Regions from separate parts of the Homo sapiens genome. Here region 1 is linked to region 2. Evidence: chromatin contacts called from ENCODE Hi-C or POLR2A ChIA-PET data. All regions are on one chromosome and are shown on one strand. The core of a region is the stretch at or near the end of the contact, and the rest is flanking DNA. Distances in the headings are between cores, read along the strand shown.

Evidence for each region. A loop is a pair of places that touch in the nucleus more often than their neighbours do. ChIA-PET counts read pairs that join two places held with the same protein, here RNA polymerase II (POLR2A). Pooled maps may share reads with other maps.
Region 1: a pooled map shows a loop between it and region 2 (3-fold over the local background). The contact joins the promoter of PSMC3 here to the promoter of LRP4 in region 2. A Hi-C loop is called at or near these places in 3 of 168 maps with a recorded cell type or tissue (CD4-positive, alpha-beta memory T cell, CD8-positive, alpha-beta T cell and ascending aorta), 1 of 37 single-sample maps with no recorded cell type and 11 of 50 pooled maps. POLR2A ChIA-PET finds 5 or more read pairs at or near these places in 1 of 52 experiments (Caco-2).

The regions. Positions count from the first base shown.
Region 1 is chr11:47,424,159-47,429,050 of GRCh38, forward strand. PSMC3 (proteasome 26S subunit, ATPase 3) reads right to left here and starts at 2,281. Exons shown (of 12, transcript NM_002804.5): 1 at 2,047-2,281; 2 at 1,709-1,792; 3 at 963-1,088; 4 at 449-553; 5 at 271-333; 6 at 1-25. The coding sequence starts at 2,121. RefSeq lists silencers at 1,908-2,119, 2,390-2,519 and an enhancer at 2,090-2,289.
Region 2 is chr11:46,915,489-46,920,071 of GRCh38, forward strand. It overlaps LRP4 (LDL receptor related protein 4), which reads right to left and starts at 3,062. Exons shown (of 38, transcript NM_002334.4): 1 at 2,840-3,062. The coding sequence starts at 2,891. RefSeq lists enhancers at 1,252-2,123, 3,287-3,791, 4,486-4,583 and silencers at 2,627-2,796, 2,807-2,986, 2,997-3,226.

The sequences.
Region 1 (4,892 bases), core at 1,031-3,530, 510 kb after region 2:
TCAGATAGGAGTCTTTGTTCACACCCTAAGGACACAGCACAGGGCCTTCAGATTTGGCCCAGCTCAAGGGCTACCCAACTGACTGGGTGACAGGTGTCTGCAGAGGGAAAGACACAGGACTGGGCAATACAAGAATCAAACAGCAAGTAGACAGAATCCCAGACTCTCGGAGCTGTTCTGCCAAGATTCAGAGCCAACAGTGACCTGGGGCGGGTACAGGGGCTCAGCTAGTCACCAGAAAAGCACTGCCTGGGCTCAGGCCCCACTCACCACCAGGTCTCCTGGCTTTAGCTTTTCAGCATCCACCAACCCAATCACAGGAAGGAAGTACGTCTGTGGACAAGTTACAGGGGCAGTCTCAGTTAGTGTCCTCAGGGAAGGCTCCCTAGTCCTGTCCCACATCCGCTCCTCACCCTCCTCCAGTCTCTCATTGCTGAGCCACGCTCACCTGTCGTGTAGAGGTTTTGATCACAGCACACTTGCCCTTCCTCTGGGAGTCCAGGTCAATATTGGCACCATCCTCCTCTTGGTCATTAGGATCAACATCCAGGAGCTGGGAAGGAAAAAATACTCAGCTCCTTGAACTCCCCAAGGCCCAGTGCTTCCTAAGACAGTTCCTAATACCTGCAGGGCTGGCCATCCTTACCTCCCTCCTCCAATAGCCCTGAGCCCACCAAACGTGGGTGCCCCTGCTAAGCCCAGGGATTGATCTCTGTGTAGGTGCTGCTCCTCTGCACAGGGCTCATCTACCCCGGAGGAGACATAACCAACAGAAAAGGAGACACGTGAGACCTCCCAGGACTTTGCAGGCCCCGTCTTCCCCATGAAAGTGCCCCAGGAGGTGTAGCTCTGACATGCAGTTTGGCCTCAATACCTCCACCCACTCTTTCCCTAGTGGCCCCACCCCAGGCTGTCCCCATTCCCTGCTGACTCCCTCTCTTCCCCTCCACATACACACACACCTCGATGACGTTGGAGACAAGGTACGGCAGGGTCTTGTTCACTTTGATTTTCTCACTGTTCTCTTTTATCTTGTCCTTCATGGCTTGGAGCTCATGGGTGACTCTCAACACTTCACTCTTCATGATCTGAGATCAGGAGGGGAGGAGAAGCAAATATAAACCCTGGCACAGCTTATGCTAGAGCCCTGTAACTAGTGAGGTCCAGGGTGCCCAGGGGACCCTCCCGCATCCATTCATCCAGCTCTGAGGCTCTCTGAAGGCAGAGTCTGACTGTGTCCACATCCTGCAGAAGTCAAAAGAGGAGGCCAGTTTGGAAACCTCCTGGTGAAATAGTGGTAGTATTGGAATAAAAGCAGGCCTCCGAGAGAGGCAAACATAGGTTTTAGGTTCTGCCTCATAGTAAGAACTGGGTGCTTTATCGCAGTACAAACCTCTCTGGGCCTGTCTCCTCATCTGTAAAATAGGCATTTTACTAAAAGAAGGATTCTTGAGAGGATTATTCCCAGTTCTCACTGGGAAAGGCAATCTGATAACTTCTCATCTCAGCCCAGGCCTCCCACCACCCCCTACCTGTCTTCTTGTCCCTTTTAAGGCTTAGTTTTCTTTCCTCTCTTCCTGATATGAGGGGGAAGCCCGAGCCCCATGTCTCCCCCAGGGTGCCCGATTAGGAAGTACGAGAGGCGACTCGGATCGCCGGGGCCTGTCCTGTGGGGGCTCCATCGCCCGCACAGGAGCTGTGCGCCCACCTTGATCTCACTGTCCAGCAGCCGTGTGCGCTGGATGATCTCCTCCGTGGACATCTTGAGCACCTCCTCCCCAATTCCATCTTGCTGTAAAAAATTATTTGTTTATTTATATATTTACTTTTACTCAGGACAAGCATCCCTCGTTCTCCGAACCCACTCACAGCCTCAGTTTCCACGCCCATAAAACCAGGATGGAGTCAGGACCCCTGCCCACATCCCAAACAACCCCGTCCCCGGGATCGGGCCAGACCTTGACCCCCAGCCACCTCCTTCCCTCTTGTCAATGGCGTCTCCCTGCGGGCCCCGGTTCCCGGACCGCCAGCTCGCCCGGTGCCCACCTCGGCCTCATCCCACACGGTCGCCATCTTCTCCTGCCGAGTCACTGGACTCTCAATATTCGGCAGCAGATTCATTTCCTGGAGGAGCGGGCAGAAGATGGGACCAGGCGGGAGCCGCAACGGGAGATTAATACCGTCTTTCTTAAAGCCTTCTCTTGACCAGTGGAAAACCTCTCCCCACAAATCCCGACTCTTGACCCGACCAGCTCCGGCCGTGCTGCGGAGCAGCGAATCTGCCTCTCCGATTCCAAAGACCAACCCCTGGCCACAGGCCCCGCCCCCGCGGACCCCGAAACGTTCCCGCCCGCGTCCTATTTTTGCCGGGCGCGAGAGGTGGGGCCGCTATTGGCCGACACGCGCGTTGGGGGCGGGGCCTATGTGTAAAACCGGAAAGGGAGGGAGAAGGGTGGGATCCGCGAGGGCCTTTGGGAAATGTAGTCTTTAATCTGGCCCGTGACAGATGCTTGCGGAGGGGCGCGTTCAAACTCAGACCGTGACCCCGCTAGGAATAAGGGGATTTACACAATGACACTGCCTCCCAATTAATAAACGACATAGGCCAGCCGTGTGCAAAGGGCCAAAAAGGCATGCCACCTCAGTCCGCATTTTTACAATTATTTAAGTACAAGCTGGCCACCCGGAGTTACGGGAGGGAATCATTAACCAGCTTTAAAGAGAAATCGCTGCTGCTCCTAACGTCAGAGCAGGCTTCACGGAATTGTCCACGTGGGAAGAACTCAATTGACCATCAGCCTCTACGATTAAAAACATTATGACTCGGGCCGGGCGCGGTGGCTCACGCCTGTAATCCCAGCACTTTGGGAGGCCGAGGCGGGCGGATCACGAGGTCAGGAGATCGAGACCATCCTGGCTAACACGGTGAAACCCCGTCTCTACTAAATATACAAAAAATTAGCCGGGCGTGGTGGTGGGCGCCCGTAGTCCCAGCTACTCCGGGCTGAGCCAGGAGAATGGCATGAACCTCGGAGGCGGAGCTTGCAGTGAGCCGTGATCGCGCCACTGCACTCCAGCCTGGGCGACAGAGCGAGACTCCGTCTCAAAAAAAATTATGTCTCGTATCTGCAATTGTTTGTTTTCTCTGACCATGGTTAGTAATCTCAGTGAGCAGAGCGGGTCTCCGGATCATGGGAGACTCATTCGTTGTACCCTTGTCGGCTATTTTAAATGATCTCTCCTTATCCTTTGAGGTGAGCCCTGGAGCCCCTTTAAAGGGAACTTCATGTAAGCAACATAGCTTATATTTCAAGTCAAACCATCACAAACACTCTGTTAACCTGATGAAAATCTGTGCAATCGTTGCCTTTTTTTTGTTTGCTTGTTTGTTTTTTGTTTTTTGAGACGGAGTCTCGCTCTGTCGCCCAGGCTGGAATGCAGTGGCGCGGTCTCTCCCTACCGCAACCTCCGCCTCCCGGGTTCAATGGATTCTCCTGCCTCAGCCTCTCAAGTAGCTGGGATTACAGGCACCCACCACCACGCCCAACTAATTTTTGTATTTTTAGTAGAGACAAGGTTTCACCATGTTGACCAGGCTGGTCTCAAACTCCTGGGCGTAAGTGATCTTCCTGCCTCAGCCTCCTAAAGTGTTGGTACTATAGGCATGAACCACTACACCTAGCCTTTGCAGTAGTTTTTTTTGGAACACGGTTGAAAGCAGAATTTTTTTCTTTAAATAACAACATGTACAGCTGCTCACTCAGGCTGACAAAGCGTCTCCTCAAGTAACAGTGCTTTATTCCATTCTCTCAACAAGCCTGCCTTGTGGACAGACTGAATTACCATTCTCAAATTTAAATAAGCATAGGGAGGCTCAGAGAGGTTAAGTGCCTTGCTGGAGGTTATTCAGTGAGTCACTGGCAGCACTAGGACTGCTGACCCCAAATTCTCACTTTGAGTTGCCCGATAGGAGCCAAGAAGCCCAGAGGGGAAAGACTGTCCAATCTGTGCTGGTCCCACTATGCCTGGGTCAGTTGGGTCCCATTCTGGGGCCTACTTTTGGAGATCCTGACAAATACGAATATGTTTAGAAAGCCTCCAGCCTGGGCCTAGGAGGGATGCAGACATTCTCCCCTTAACCAACTTTTAGGTAGGCTCTTCTGAGCCATCTTTTTTTTTTTTTTTTTTTTTTTGAGACGGAGTTTCGCTCTGTCGCCCAGGCTGGAGTGCAGTGGCGGGATCTCGGCTCACTGCAAGCTCCGCCTCCCGGGTTCACGCCATTCTCCTGCCTCAGCCTCCCAAGTAGCTGGGACTACAGGCGCCCGCCACTACGCCCGGCTAATTTTTTGTATTTTTAGTAGAGACGGGGTTTCACCGTTTTAGCCGGGATGGCCTCGATCTCCTGACCTCGTGATCCGCCCGCCTCGGCCTCCCAAAGTGCTGGGACTACAGGCATGAGCCACCGCGCCCGGCCTGAGCCATCTTTTTTTGACTAGGCCTTGTGGGCTGTTCCTTCATCCCTGTCATCAACCTGTCTAACCCTGTTTTCACAAAAATCCTGCTAGTCAGTTTAACGGAATCCCCCCACCCCTGATACCTCATCCCTCTAGATATATGATCCAGGTCCTCATTTATCCTTCACCTTTGAAGTATAAGCCCTTGGCCTGCTTTTTTTTTTTTTTTTTTTTTTTTTGAGACGAAGTCTTGCTCTGTCGCCCAGGCTTGAGTTCAGTGGTGCGATCTTGGCTCACTGCAACCTCCGCCTCCTGTGTTCAAGCAATTCTCCTGTCTCAGCCTCCTGAGTAGCTGGGATTACAGACACCCACCACCAAGCCCAGCTAATTTTTGTATTTTAGTAGAGACGGGGTGTCACCATGTTGGCCAGGATGGTC
Region 2 (4,583 bases), core at 1,812-4,311:
ACCAATAGGCTCTAGGAAAAGCCCCAAGGACTAGCAGCATCCAAATAAGCACCTTAAACTTTATTTATTTATTAAGATAGAGTCTCACTCTGTCGCCCCGGCTAGAGTGCAGGGGAGTGATCTTGGCTCATTGCAACTTCTGCCTCCCAGGTTCAAGCAATTCTCCTGCCTCATCCATTCGAGTAGCTGGGACTACAGGCATGTGCCACTGTGCCTGGCTAATTTTTGTATTTTTAGTAGAGATGGGGTTTTGCCATGTTGGCCAGGCTGGTCTTGAACTCCTGACCTGAAGTGATCCGCTAGTCTCAGCCTCCCAAAATCACCTTAAACTTTAGTGTCTTTAATTCATGCCTTGCTGAGGTCAGGTCTGCCTAATGGATCTACTACTACATTTATCACAACTGCTGTCTCCCTGAGCCCCTGGAATTGAGTGTCAGTCCAAAAGATGTTTTGGTGGTATTTTTGGTTGTGCTGGTTCCAGGCTCTGAAACTGCTCAATCTTACTGGTGAACTGTGAATCTGACCCCCCAGACCTCCAAGGATGGCTCAGTATCAGGCCAGGTGATGTGTATACCTTCACCCCACTGCCTACCCTTACAAACATGTGCACAGAAAGCTTCCCATGCTTAGACGTTTCTATTAAACTTTTTTCCTTAAAAAGAAACCTGGGCCGGACACAGTGGCTCACACCTGTAATACCAGCACTTTGGGAGGCCGAGGCAGGTGGATCACTTGAGCCCAGGAGTTGGAGACTAGCCTTGGCAACATGGTGAAACCCCATCTCTAGAAAAAAAAACAAAAATTTGTAGGGTATGGTGGTGCATGCCTGTAGTCCCAGTTACTCAGGAGGCTGAGATGACAAGATCACTTGAGCTTGGGAGGTCGAGGCTGTAGTGAGCTATGATTGCCCCACTGCATTCCAGCCTGGGCAACAGAGTGAGACACCCTCTCCAAGAAAAAAAAGAGAAAGAAACCTAAAAGCGTTACCGCGAATCCTCCCATTCTTTTTCTGTGAAACATTAGACATACGCAATTCTCTCCCCCCATTCTCACCCCCATCCTCTATGCACATGTAATATTTGCAGCGTTGACAGCTCTGGAGCAGTAAAATCTTCTTGGCCAGTCTCAGCCCGGAACCTTCCAGCTCCCCCTTCCCTAGGGCAGAAGGCGACAATCTCCTCTCTGGCTTTGTTGGTATCCGTTTTAACCCTAATTTTTTTTTTTTTTCCCAGTGCCTTGCCATTTCCCTTGATCTTTTTCAAAACTTCCTCCAGGGGGCTGAGAGGAAAGTTCCATCCCCTTTCCTTGCAACCCGAAGGGGGAAACCCCCCAAAAAGCAAAGCTGTCCCTTTAAGGGGCCCATGTGGTGGGAAGAACAGCTACATTCCTACCCCAGTAGGGCCGCTGTCCCAACACGCCAAAGAGGCTACAAATAACCTTCCAGGAGAGAGCCGGGGAGGGGAGAGCGCAGAGCGGAGCGGAACGTGGGCCGGCCAAGCTACCGCTCTTCGGAGAGAAAGAGCTCAGTCCGCGCTAGAGAGGACGCGGAAAAAAGCCCCTGAAAACCCACAGGTAGTTTAAATAAGAGACATGAAAACTCTGTTTTGGATTTGGGAGGTAAACCAATCTTTAAAACGAGTGCCTAGACATCTCCACGCCCTGCCAGGCAAGTTCGGAAATCTGCACTGACTTTTTCCACACGAGCTGTCCTACGTGAAAGAAAGAACCGGTAAAAGACCAGGCAGGGTCTCCAGACCCCTCCATTCTGAGCCCCAGCTCCCTTCATCGGGGCTGCGAGGCAAATGGGGAGACTCGGAACTCCCGCCACGATGAATAGCGATGGGTGAATAGGGCTGGGGTTCAAAGATCAAAGTTCTTTGATCTCTGGGCACAAACTAGGGAAAGCTGCTCAATCACGGGGTGCACCCAGGGTCGTTAAGAGCCCGCGGAGAAGCAGATTCCATCGGAGCCCTAGTCCCACACAACAGGGGGTACGGGCACCAAGGAGTCCTGCTGCAGCCGTCCAGCTCCCCCGAGGGCTGGGACCCTGCCGCGAGGGCCCGGCGGCTGCCTTCTGGGGTTCAGGGTTACCGGCCCCCTGCCCCCCTACCCCAGCCAGGGCAGATCTGCGGGAGCCTTCCAGCAGTTTCTTCCCTATATTCCTCCTCAGCCCCCTTTCCAACCACCTCCCTTTAGGACGATCCAGGGCTGGAAGCTGACTGGCCGCAGCCAAGAGAGGGACCCCGAAACACCGCCGAGGGGAGATGCTGCCCGCAAACAGTGCCCCAGAGCCCCTTGGTGGGAGCAAGACCTGGAGTCCGGGAATCGTTCTCCGAGTAGAGGAATCCCGGTGCCCAAGTACCAGATTCTACCGGGGCCTCTCTCCGCAACCCGCCCGAGCCCCCAGCCCCAGGAAGGAGGGCTATTTACAATTTATGGGTTTAGCGACCCTCCTCACCCGCCTCCCTTTCTTCGCACGCATTCATTCGCACCAAGGACACAGAGCCCCCGACCTAACCTGAAAGGGAAGCAGCCCCCGCTCTTGAAAGAGCAGCGAGGGAGGGCGAGCGAACGAACGCCCCGGACCTTACCCGCGCCCCGGCCCAGACCCGCGCCCCGGCCCAGACCCGAACCCGCGGAAGCGCCTCCGCTGATGCCCCCGCTCGGACTGCTGGAGCCGGGGCCGCTCCGGGTCCTCTCCCCTGCACGCAGCCCCAGGGCCACGGCTAGGAGCGAGGGCGAGGGGTCTCAGGCCCCGGCCCGCGCCGTCCAGGTCCCGGGAGGCGAGTCCTGCAGCGGCCGGACCCAGGGACAAACTTTCCCGGCGGGCGCCGCTTACCGTGTGCGCAGAGCAGGGCGCCAAGCAGCAGCGCGCCCCACTGCCGCCTCATGGTGCCGCCCGCGCCGCTCGCCCGGGGTCCCGCCGGCTCCCGCCGGACGGCGCGGCGGAGAAGCCCGCGGAGGGTCCCCGAGGGGGAAGCGTCCCGGGTGCACGGCGGCCTGCGCGCCCCGCAAGTCGCCCTCGGGCCGCCGCCGCCTCCAGTGCTGCCAGAGCCGACGCTGCCCCGCCAGGGGACCGGGAGGGGGTGTCCCGGGCCCGACCGCCCCGCCCCCCGCGCCGCAGCCCCGGCCACCGCCACCGCGCCTGGGCCCGCCCCCAGCGCCGGCCCGGCCCCTTCCCGCCCTCGGCCCCGGCTCCCTGGTCCCCCGACCCCACCCGCCGGCGCCTCCTGCGCGGGGCCCCGCTCCTCCTCAGGCCGCCCCCACATTCCTGGCCCGAGAGAGAGCCCCCTCCCTGTCGCTATTACTACTGCTTAAATTTCCCTAACTTAAAAAAAAAAAATTATCCTAGCAGCAAGTCTCGCCCCCGCTCACTCCAGCTCTATGCTTCAGACGAGCACCTGAGCTGACCCAAGTCGCCTGGACGTGACCCTGCCCCCGCCTACCGGCCCCAAGTCCAGACTTTTTTGATGTCTGCGAATACGCAAGGCTTGTGGATGCATAATCCTCTTGGGTCTTTATTGACATCAAACAAGGGACATCAGGGGGCCTGGAGTGCTGTATCTTAACTGGCGTTCTCACTGTCAAAATTCCTTTTCGGAGATTTTCTTCTCCCTGGCCTCCCCCGGTCTAGGCAGCGTTGTTCTAGGGCTAAATAATTCACCGACCCCCCCGCCCCTTTTCATTCACTCATTTCCTGAGATGGTTGTCTGGGTCCTGTTGCTCCAGCTCAGAGGCCCAGATTCGGCCCATACAGACTTAGTTCCTCCTTGCTGTCTTTGTAAATCACTGTTGTTAGCCTCTTCACCTTCTTTGACTTTCTGATCCTGACAAGGAAGGGAGGGGGTCAGGAAAGGAGTCCTCATGGGCAGCTGCACTCCCACAAAGCCCTCAGCCTCCTTCCAGCCCCAGTCTGTAGGTCCTTCCCTCAGATTTAACTTTTGATTTACTGCATAAAATCATAAACTTGTCTCTAGTCTTCCTTCCTTTTGTGGTCTACTCTCCCTAATGCATATTAATAATACGGATTAATTTCACCACCTTCCATTTTTCCAGGTTGAATCTTGTTTTGTTCCTTTTGCCCAAATGCCCAACTTTCTGATGGCCCAGTATATCGCTTTTTTCCCTCCCAGCTGATATGCCAGCATTTCTTGGGCTTGGATCATCTATGGATTTCATTAACTCACTTTCCTCACCAGTAAATAGAGTCAGGAAGACCCAAATGCCCCCTGTTAGCTGAGGGGAAAGTAATTTGGCATAGTGCAAAGTGGTTATTAGATTTCTCTAAATGGATACATTGACATTTCATCCTTGCTTGTTTTTTTCAGTACTTTCACTTCAAATTACCATCTTTTACCAAAGCTAACATGAACCATACTTTGCGACAGCAACAACAACAACATAAAAGATGTAAGGTGTTAACTCCTTGTTAGGCAGTAGTTTTCTATATCGTTTTGCCTGAAATTTTTATCCAGATGCAATGTGGTTGAACTAGCATCACCATGGTAACTATTACTGAAGCATTTTCTGGGTGTGTAGTTCTTCTTGCTGACTGAAGGCGGCAGTAGCGTCAGGTCAGGCTT